3 separate regions of the Homo sapiens genome follow, and regions 1 and 3 are each linked to region 2. A link is a contact called in ENCODE Hi-C or POLR2A ChIA-PET data. All regions are on one chromosome and are shown on one strand. The core of a region is the stretch at or near the end of the contact, and the rest is flanking DNA. Distances in the headings are between cores, read along the strand shown. Region 1 has its middle 320 kb from the start of GALNT17. Region 2 overlaps AUTS2 (activator of transcription and developmental regulator AUTS2). Region 3 overlaps AUTS2 (activator of transcription and developmental regulator AUTS2).

Region 1 (2,860 bases), core at 238-2,737, 390 kb after region 2:
GATCCACCCGCCTTGGCCTCCCAAAGTGCTGGGATTACAGGCGTGAGCCACCGCGCCCGGCGAGGTGGGTACTTCCGGAGGCTAAGAAGGTTCAGCAGAATCTGATAGTTCTAAATATTTGGGGGAATCTTATGTATCAGGGTCCCACATACCCTGACCTAGATACCTTAGACCTGGAGTATTTAAGCCGCTCAGGAGCTCAGCCACGGTAATGTCAAGTCTTGAGCCTGGTCTTCAGCTTTTGGCGCCCTCTTGCCACAGCATGTGAGAACCTTTGTAAGTTCCCTGGGGGGCCCTGGGAATTTCACACACGGCTTTTAATTGTCGGTTCATCACCCACAGCTTCTTAATATATTTTCCTAGGATATCAATGACACTTAGCAATAATTACCTAATTATTTGTTACTGTTTTTTCTCTCTTCTCTTTCATTTCACAGATAATAACTATAAATTCTGGGCAAAATTAAAAGAAAGCAAACAAGAGGAAGAAGAGGGCTGGGTGTGGTGGCTCACACCTGTAATCCCGGCACTTCGGGAGGCTGAGGCAGAAGGATTGCTTAGGACTACAAGTTGGAGACGAGCCTGGGGAATGTAGCAAGACCTCATCTCTGCAAAAATTTTTTTTAAAAAATAGTCAGGTGTTGTGGTGCCTGCCTGTAGTCCTAGCTACTCAGGAGGCTGAGGTGGGAAGATTGCTCCCTCCCACGATCCATGGTTACGGTCAGCTGTGATCGTGCCACTGAACTCCAGCCTGGGCAACACAGAGAGACCTGACTCGAAGGAAGGGAGGAAGGGAGGGAGGGAGGGAGGAAGGGAGGGAGGAAGGGAAGGAGCCTTAAAACCTAGACACTGGAGAAGGAAGAAGGCAAATTCTAGAGAACTTTCAAAAGTTGGAATGAGGGTTAAGGGGTTTTCCTGGTGTATGGCTTTTAGTCATAAGGAAGCTTTAGTTGTTAACAAAAAATCTAAAAGAAAACCACAGTTTTGGCCGGGCGCGGGGGCTCACGCCTGTAGTCCCAGCACTTTGGGAGGCAGAGGCGGGCGGATCACAAGGTCAGGAGATCGAGACCATCCTGGTTAACACAGTGAAACCCCGTCTCTACTAAAAATACAAAAAATTAGCCGGGCGTGGTGGTGGGCGCCTGTAGTCCCAGCTACTCGGGGGGCTAAGGCAGGAGAATGGCGTGAACCCGGGACGCGGAGCTTGCAATGAGCCAAGATTGCGCCACTGCACTCCAGCCTGGGCGACAGAGCGAGACTCCGTCTCAAAAAAAAAAAAAAAAAAAAAAAAAGAAAAAAGAAAACCCACAGTTTTTCTGTTCTTGAGAGCTGAGGACAGGGCTTGTATTCCTGGCTAAGAGAGAATCAAAGGGAAGGGACTTAGAGCACGTAGGAGAGGAGGTGGTGGCCTCAGGGAATCATTGCTTCTCGGGGAGAAAGAGGAAGTAAGATAGGGAGGGGTCCCTTAGAGACTTGGTGGCAAAGGAAAAAAATGAAACGAGAAATGAAAGGTCCACAGAAACAAAAGCAAATCACAAAAACAGAGGCCACGAAAACGCTTCCCCCTACAAAAATAACAGCACTGTTATTTTGTAAAAGTGAACTTTACCAACAGAAGAGAGCATTTTTTTGAACCAAGAAACACAGTCGCCATTCCAAACCTTCACCCATTTGCACACCACTGTCATTGCATTGTTACAAATAAAACAGCAGATCCTAATGCATGCAGGTGACTAGAAGTAAACCGAAGCAAGAAATAAAACATTTCAGCTGGTGGAAAAATATTCCCCCCAAAATTGTCTAGACGGGCCAGGCGCAGTGGCTCACGCCTGTAATCCCAGCACTTTGGGAGGCGGAGGAAGGCAGGCAGATCACCTGAGGTCAGGAGTTTGAGACCAGCCTGGCCAACATGGCGAAACCCGTCTCTACTAAAATTACAAAAATTAGCCGGGTGTTTCCTGTTTACCCAGGAAATTCAAATGGATTTAGGAGCTCTGTGTTAGGATGTTACTATCACCTCCATCACACAGGAAATTATGAGGGTTTTAGGAGCTCTGTGTCAGGAACCAGATCAAAGAACAAATGTTTGAACAAAAGATGCCCCTAGCACCACTATCACTCAGGAAATTACAAGGAGCTCTGTGTCAGAAACCAGAGGCAGAGATCAAATATATATATTTTATTATGCCACACGTGGTGAAGTGTCGTGTTGTCCACAAGTTATCTCAAATGGTAAAGAAAAAAAAGTCTATATGTGTACACACAAATACACAGAAAGATATGTCTCAAAATCTTAATGAGTGTCAAATCTAGGTGAAGGGTATATGGGTGAATTATATTATTCCTACAAATATATTGCAAAAAAGTTCTGTATTGAAATTCTTCCAGGAGACTACAAGCATACCATGAAAAGGATAAACAAAGCCGACTCTTTTTTCTTTGCCAACACTAATTAAATTGACAGCACTCCCAGGTGACAGTAATTGAGAAAGAGACTGAGAGAGAACAAATTACCAATATCAGGAATGAAAAGAGGTACTCCACCTCAGATAATAAAAGGATATTATATTTGCTTTCTGCAGATTTGAAAATGTAGATGAAATGGAAAGATTTGAGATGCAGCTTGGTAACTCCTATTAAAAAAAAAAAAGAAAGAAAACAGCCCGCTGGGATTTTGATTGAAATTTCATTGAATCTATAAATTTATTTAGGGAGAATTGACATCTTTACAATGTCAAGCTTATTATTATTATTTTTTTTAAGACAAAGTCTCACTCTGTTGCCCAGGCTGGAGTGCAGTAGCGTGATCACAGCTCACTGCAGCCTCAACTTCCTGGGCTCAGGTGATTCTCCCACCTCA
Region 2 (3,120 bases), core at 491-2,990:
GAATAATTCTACCTACCTTGTAGGGTTAAAGGTTGAGTACGATAGCATGGAAGAATTTGCCCAGCACCTAGTAGGCTGTCAGCGCCTGTTACCTTTCCTTTCCCCAATGCTCCCTAAAGCTAAGTTCATTGGCCCATCATGTAGAGTAATGGGTCCACAGGCGGTGAATTACTTGTGATGCTCTTCCAAGGACTGAATGAGGAGAGACATTTTAATCAAAGCACCAGCAAAGCTTTTGTAGCGATGAACATACAATTAGTGACCTTCTCCTATCAGGGATAATCAGCAGTGGGACTGGCAGAATTGGAATTTTTTTACATGGGTGATCTGGGCACAGATACTCAGTCAGCTCTGTGTCGCTTAGAACTGGGAGGCAGGAGGCATTTGCAGGTTGGTCACAAACTGGGTATCAGACATATTAAGCCTGCATTCATCTGACAGGCCTCCAGAACGTGATGTCAGGAGAGACGTTTAGCAGTGGGGAGACAATTATGAGACTCTCAGAGGTGAGAAAGAGGATTCTGCTCACTGCCTAGAAAGAGAGAATATGGCATTGGAAAGGGGGTGGTAAAATATGTTGCCTGACACACACCGAAAAGGCCTGTCAGTTACTGAGGTCCCATCGCCGTCTCAGGCTTAGACTGCATGAGAGGATCTATTTAGGGGAAAAAATGTATAGCTTAGCCCCAGTGGCTGCTGGGGTGAATCTCCAGGGCTCAAAGCACGAGTTACAGTTTGTCTTTAGTTTACTTAATAAGCTTCCTGGACTGTCTGATTTCTTTACAGCCTGGAACAGAGGGTAACAAGTCTCCCAGTGCAGTGGATCCAAAGTTGGTGGGCTTCAGTTTGGGAGCAAAGAGCTCACTGTTTGGGACTGGGTTGATGTCATCATTTTATGACAGCATATTAACACAGAGTAAATAGTTTATTCCCCAGGGTACTCACCCATTCCCTCAGAGGTGAGTGTCAACTCCTTCGAGAGAGGTCTGCTCACCTAACCTGCCAATTCTCAAAGAGCCCCACCTCAGGCATTCTCATAGCCTTTCTCTGGCCTTCGTAGGTCTTTGTCCCATTCCCCGATGATAATGCCTTCATGACAAAGATGAAATGAAGGTTGGGGGCAGCCTAGGCTGTAGTCCTGGTGCTGCACCACTAGCCGTAGAGCCTTGGCCAAGTCATGCCCCTCTCTGATTTTTTCATTATGTCAACTGGAAAATATAGTCAGACTGCCTGCCCTGCTTGCCTAACAGCACAGTCTGAAGCATGAGCTGATGGAATACATGTGTAAGCATATTGCATAGTTTGAGGAAGTATTCATGTATACAGTGGTGATATTAGACTTAAGATTTTCATTTTTTCATGAAATTGAAACTAGACCATCTGAAGTCATTGAAATAGGAAAAACACATACAGTATTTTAAATTAGTTCTACTCATGCAGACAAAAAAAAAGTGTCCTGGTACATCGTTGTTTAAGATCTGGTGATCTGTAGTGTTTGTCTACCAAGTGGCTACCGTAAGTGGCCTCCACTTGATAAGTTGTAACAAGATCACAGCAACCCCAACATCTCTGCCACTTTCTCTTTCTCTCTTCTGTTTTGGGTGGAGAGACATCTATATTGTGGCTGTCTCAGAGTTACGGGGAGAGCAAGTCAACGGTAACAGGGAAAAACAAGCCTTGTGTGGGTTGGACCAGACCATTTGTAAGGCTCTTGGGGCATTTGTGTGCACGCACACACAGACGTTAACCAGTCCAGAAATGAGTGTCATTCTCCTCACACAGCGCCGACAGCTGAGTTCTTCCCTGATATTTGCAGACCTCTCTGAAGCTTGACTTTGAAATCCTCTTTTCCTTGAACCCTACGTGTGAGAGAGAAGCCCTTCTTTGCCACTCAAGAGTGGTTCTGTGGTAACAGTGGCTCTGTGGATCTTTTGTCCCTGGCTGGCTCCTTCATATGTTATTGTAAGGTTTTAGTTTGTGCTGGCATGCAGGTGTGTTTTTTTCTCACTCAGATTTTCTCTTAGATGCTGTAATACAATCTATAATTTTTGGTACAGGAGCAAGTTTTTACAAAGGAAGATATGTGCAATTTGTCATTTTCCAGCCTGATGACATATAATTAAACCTTCAATAGTCTATGCCTTCAATAGCATAACTACAACAACCCATCACACTTTGGAAATAAATTTGTTTCATATTTTATATTATCTGGACTCTCTTTGTCCAGTGTGTAACAGGCCCCCAGGAAACAGGAAGTCCCCCACTAGTGAGCACCCCTAATGTGAATGACTGCACACTCAGCCTATTTTGGTGAGAACAGGCAGCTTGCTTTCGGTGGGCTCTTTTGAATGGGCCTTGCCCAAGCTCAATGCTCTCTCTCTCCTCTTGGCTTGTGGCACCTGGCCACAGTAGCAGGCATTGCCTGCTTGAAAAGAGGCTGTCCTTGGATTTTCCTGCCTCTTGGAACACAGAGCTTAATTCAGTTCCCTAACTCCGGGAAGAAGCAATGATCTTCAGCCCTATGAACCTGTCCGGCAACCCACAGCGGCCCACAAAATATGTTCTCTCGCCTACAACCTCATCCCAGCTGCTACCACAGCCCTGCCGACGCAGCGCCTGCTGCGGTCACGGTCCACTCCCAAGGGACACTGCCTTATGTCAGCAGGCCCTGTCTTGATTCCCAGGTGCTGGGAAGACATGATTGCAGCCTCCTGCACCCCTGCTCCCCTCCTCTGACACACACACTCTGAGCCTGCAAGGTACAGCAGCCCACTAAAGCTCTAGTTAAAAGTACCAAGTTGCTGGAATGCCCAGGGAAGTGAGAATGAGCGGGTCTCACACAGGGATGATTTGAAACAAGCCTTGTGGCTTTTTAATAATGTGCCAAAGCGGTCTCAGTGGTGGGCCAGCAGGGCCCCCAGTCTATCTTCTGTGAAAGGAGAAAGCCCAGCAGGCCCTGCCGAATGCAGACAGCCCCTCCACTCTGCTGGAGGAGACAGACTCCGAGATGGCAATCAAGGCTTGATTTGCCAACACATTTCCAATGATTAAAATGTAATTAGCACAACTGAGTGCCTCCTCCCCAGCTAATTTTAATACATGCTGTGACAGGCAGGCAGC
Region 3 (3,126 bases), core at 537-3,036, 360 kb after region 2:
TTGCTATTGATTAAACTTGTACAGGGGCTTGTCAGCGTAGATGTACCAAGGCTTGTGAAGTGGGGGAGGGGACACTTGGCACTTTTGATAGTGTGAAAATGGGTTAATTATTCTCTAAAAGGGCTTCATTTAAAAGTAAAATTCTAACATTTTAATTTCCCCTCCTAATGAAGCACTACAAATTTGTTAATTAGAGCAATTGTTTGAGTGACAGGCATGTAACCAAGTTGTCATTTTCTCTTCACAGTTGACAGATCCTTTCAGACCTATGTTAAGGGTAAGAAAGCTTCTTATAGAACTGTTTTGCAACCTCTATTTGACTCCCTGTGGGTTAAAAATACAAGTCTATTACAAGGAAATAAGCCATAGAAATGTTGGAATAAGACATTGGAATGACGGTGATTGGGTTTTTCAGATAGTGTGATTGAAAATGGCCTAAACTGTTTTGCTTTGACCGTTGGAGGCCATTGGCTTTTTTTTTTTATCTCTACAACAGAGAAAAGTCAACGAGTCCGATCTCTTGTTAGCAGTTCTGGTAAAAGGTTTGACTAGTTGGAACTTAAGGGGAAAGACTGAAGCTATAGGCTGAAGTTAGTCTCTCTTGCACTTAGAAAATATGTAGCTGGGTCCATTTATTTTGGCTGGTGGCTCCCTCTTTCTGTAGTAAGTGACATTGACTTGCCATAGCCGTTTGACCTCCTTTTAAGGTGCAGGAAGGAGGTACTATAAGCATCTGGTTTGTTAACATCTTGCTTAAAGCAAATTGTTCTCGAGGTCTGGAGACTGGCCAGTGTGATGACCTCTAAATGAATCCTGGTGGTTGGGGGTAAGACAGACATGATGAATTGTTGGACAGAAGATGGATGGACAGCAGATTTCTTGCTATGCATAACTCATTTCTAGGGCACATAATCAGATAATTTGATTTCTCCAGGGGAAAAAGGAGAATTGTGTCATCACTTAGGTGAGGCAGTATATTATTTGTGATTTCAAACTACCCATAATTTCATTGCAAGAGAAGAGAACTGACCCAGACTTGCATTTAAGTATATATTTTCGGAACTAACTCCATACTGTAGAAACCAGAAGCTTCTGTTCTTCGCCGATGTAGAATGAGGCTGTGTTTTCTTCTCATCTGTCCAGTAGTCACTGAGCGCGCACGCCGAGCTTATGGGTAGATTACTTAGCAGAAATGAAGTGAAAAGGTGGTCCCTGCCCGCTGACTGGTAGAAGAGAATACACTCACAGCACTCCACTCCTTATAAAGCAAGACATGAAATAATTGGGGAGATGTGGATTCAAATTCAACCCCAGAGGGTGGAGGATGGACTTGAGATCTGCAGAGGCCTAGATAGAGAACAGGAAGGAAGGAATATTCTTCTCTTTGTTTCTTTCTTTAAACTTAGGAACAGCGCCCACCAACACGAATGGGTAGTTGACTCTTAGCATTTACGGTAACTGGGCTTCAATCAAAATGTGAATTTCTTTGTACCACTTTGGGGGTTAAAATAAAAACCACCACGGTCTTGGGGGAGGTTAGGACAGGTTCTGTACCCTCTCTTATTTTGATTTGACTCACAGACATTCACTAATGAGCTCTTCTGAACAGCTGATTTGCATTATAGCATGGCAACATTTGTTAAGTAGGGCTTCCCACTCTACCAGGTCTGCCAGCTGGCAGCAGAAAAGAAAGAGAAGAGGCACAGAGTGGGATTCAGGCTTTTGCCGTCTTGTCCTTGGTAACCGGGGAGGCCCTTGTCAATGTGGTTTTCTGAGTAGCAAACCCACGTGGGGAGAGAGGGGGAGCTGGCTGTGACTCCCTTATGACTGGGCGCTGGAGAGCTACTGATGGAAGGCACTTGGAGAGTACAAAGCACTCTTGTTTCACGAAAAAAGCCTCTGCAGCCAAAATCTGCTGAAAGCTTTGGGGAAATTGAAGGTGGTTTTCTCTGAAATGTCTTCCTCCTAACCACGTTGCTCTTTCTTGTTCCAGAAACCAGGGAAGTGGTGTGCTATGCATGTTCACATCGCCTGGCAGATTTACCACCACCAACAGAAAGTCAAGGTCAGTCCGACCTTCGTGGTGTAGGGAAGAATGGGATGCACATGTGAGTGTGTGACGTGCTCGGGAGAACCTGATGAAGGAGGCATTTAAAACACATTTTACAGACCCATAGTTAGGAAGGATCAAGCCTCTCTTGGAAAAGCTACTCAGAAGTCTTACTTATTTTTTCCTAGAGTCAGGGTCTCACTCTGTTGCCCAGGCTGGAGTACAAGGGGACAATCATAGCTCACCACAGCCTTGAATTCCTGGGCTCATGTGATCCTCCCACCTCAGTCTCCCAAGCAGCTGGGACTTTAGGCATATACCACCATACTTGGCTAATTTCTTGATTGTTGTTTTTGTAGAGATAGATAGGGGTCTCACTGTGTTGCCCAGGCTGGTCTCAGACTCCTGGCCCCAAGCAGTTCTCCCACCTGAGCCTCCCAAGTAGCTGGGATTACAGTGCAAGTCACAGCAGCCAGCTCAGAAATCTTACTGTTAATTAGGGAAACCACTAGTGAAATTACAAAACAAAAGCAAACTGATAATGCCCCAGGGTTTTGTTCCCTTTATAATTTTGTCATTTTATTGATCCAAAGGTCTTGAATATGGATTAAATGCTAAAATAAAGCTTTTGGAAATAAAATTATAGTGACCAAGAATTAGAATACAGAAAATACTCTGCATCTGGGAAGAGCTACAAATGAATGTTGGGTTTGGGTTTTTGTAAAAATAGTGACTGGTGCATTCTTTTCATTTTATGGCTGTGGGAAAATGGTAGAGTCATGTGTGCCCTATATGAAGATGATGCCGCTGAACTGTCATTGGTCCTCCTGATGGTCAGTGCCAGGGATTGGAATACAGTCAGTACTTGCAGGAGCCACGTTCTGGCTAGTTACCTCGCTGTCCAAAGACGATTTTTCCTTTTTGTCTATATTTTCATCATAGGGATGAACATATTCCATGTTCTGCTAGAGCCTTTATGACTCAGTAGGGGAGAGATCAAGAACTTCTGCAAGTCCCTGGATACAGCATCAGCGCTTGGCTTAGGGAACAAAGTAACTGACAAGTCTGTATTTTAC

Evidence for each region. Hi-C counts contacts between places; a loop is a spot of excess contacts on that map. ChIA-PET counts read pairs that join two places held with the same protein, here RNA polymerase II (POLR2A). Pooled maps may share reads with other maps.
Region 1: a loop to region 2 is called in a map with no recorded cell type, with 4 times the contacts of the local background. The contact joins two enhancer-like sites. A Hi-C loop is called at or near these places in 1 of 168 maps with a recorded cell type or tissue (OCI-LY7), 1 of 37 single-sample maps with no recorded cell type and 1 of 50 pooled maps. POLR2A ChIA-PET finds 5 or more read pairs at or near these places in 1 of 52 experiments (OCI-LY7).
Region 3: a loop to region 2 is called in a pooled map, with 3 times the contacts of the local background. The contact joins two enhancer-like sites. A Hi-C loop is called at or near these places in 3 of 37 single-sample maps with no recorded cell type and 2 of 50 pooled maps. POLR2A ChIA-PET finds 5 or more read pairs at or near these places in 1 of 52 experiments (OCI-LY7).

Annotation. Positions count from the first base shown.
Region 1 is chr7:70,807,609-70,810,468 of GRCh38, forward strand. No RefSeq gene overlaps it. Among named protein-coding and RNA genes, the nearest start is that of GALNT17, 320 kb to the right of the region's middle. Within about 2 kb of position 1,488, at least 2 of the 41 ENCODE cell types and tissues checked have a DNase peak (open chromatin) inside an H3K27ac peak, as active enhancers do; they include OCI-LY7, where a contact is called at or near this core.
Region 2 is chr7:70,414,110-70,417,229 of GRCh38, forward strand. All of the region lies in intron 4 of AUTS2 (activator of transcription and developmental regulator AUTS2), which reads left to right. Among named protein-coding and RNA genes, the nearest start is that of GALNT17, 720 kb to the right of the region's middle. RefSeq lists enhancers at 1,576-1,685, 2,124-2,729, 2,730-3,120. Within about 2 kb of position 1,741, at least 2 of the 41 ENCODE cell types and tissues checked have a DNase peak (open chromatin) inside an H3K27ac peak, as active enhancers do; they include OCI-LY7, where a contact is called at or near this core.
Region 3 is chr7:70,775,110-70,778,235 of GRCh38, forward strand. It overlaps AUTS2 (activator of transcription and developmental regulator AUTS2), which reads left to right. Exons shown (of 19, transcript NM_015570.4): 13 at 248-277; 14 at 1,994-2,065. Among named protein-coding and RNA genes, the nearest start is that of GALNT17, 360 kb to the right of the region's middle. Within about 2 kb of position 1,787, at least 5 of the 41 ENCODE cell types and tissues checked have a DNase peak (open chromatin) inside an H3K27ac peak, as active enhancers do.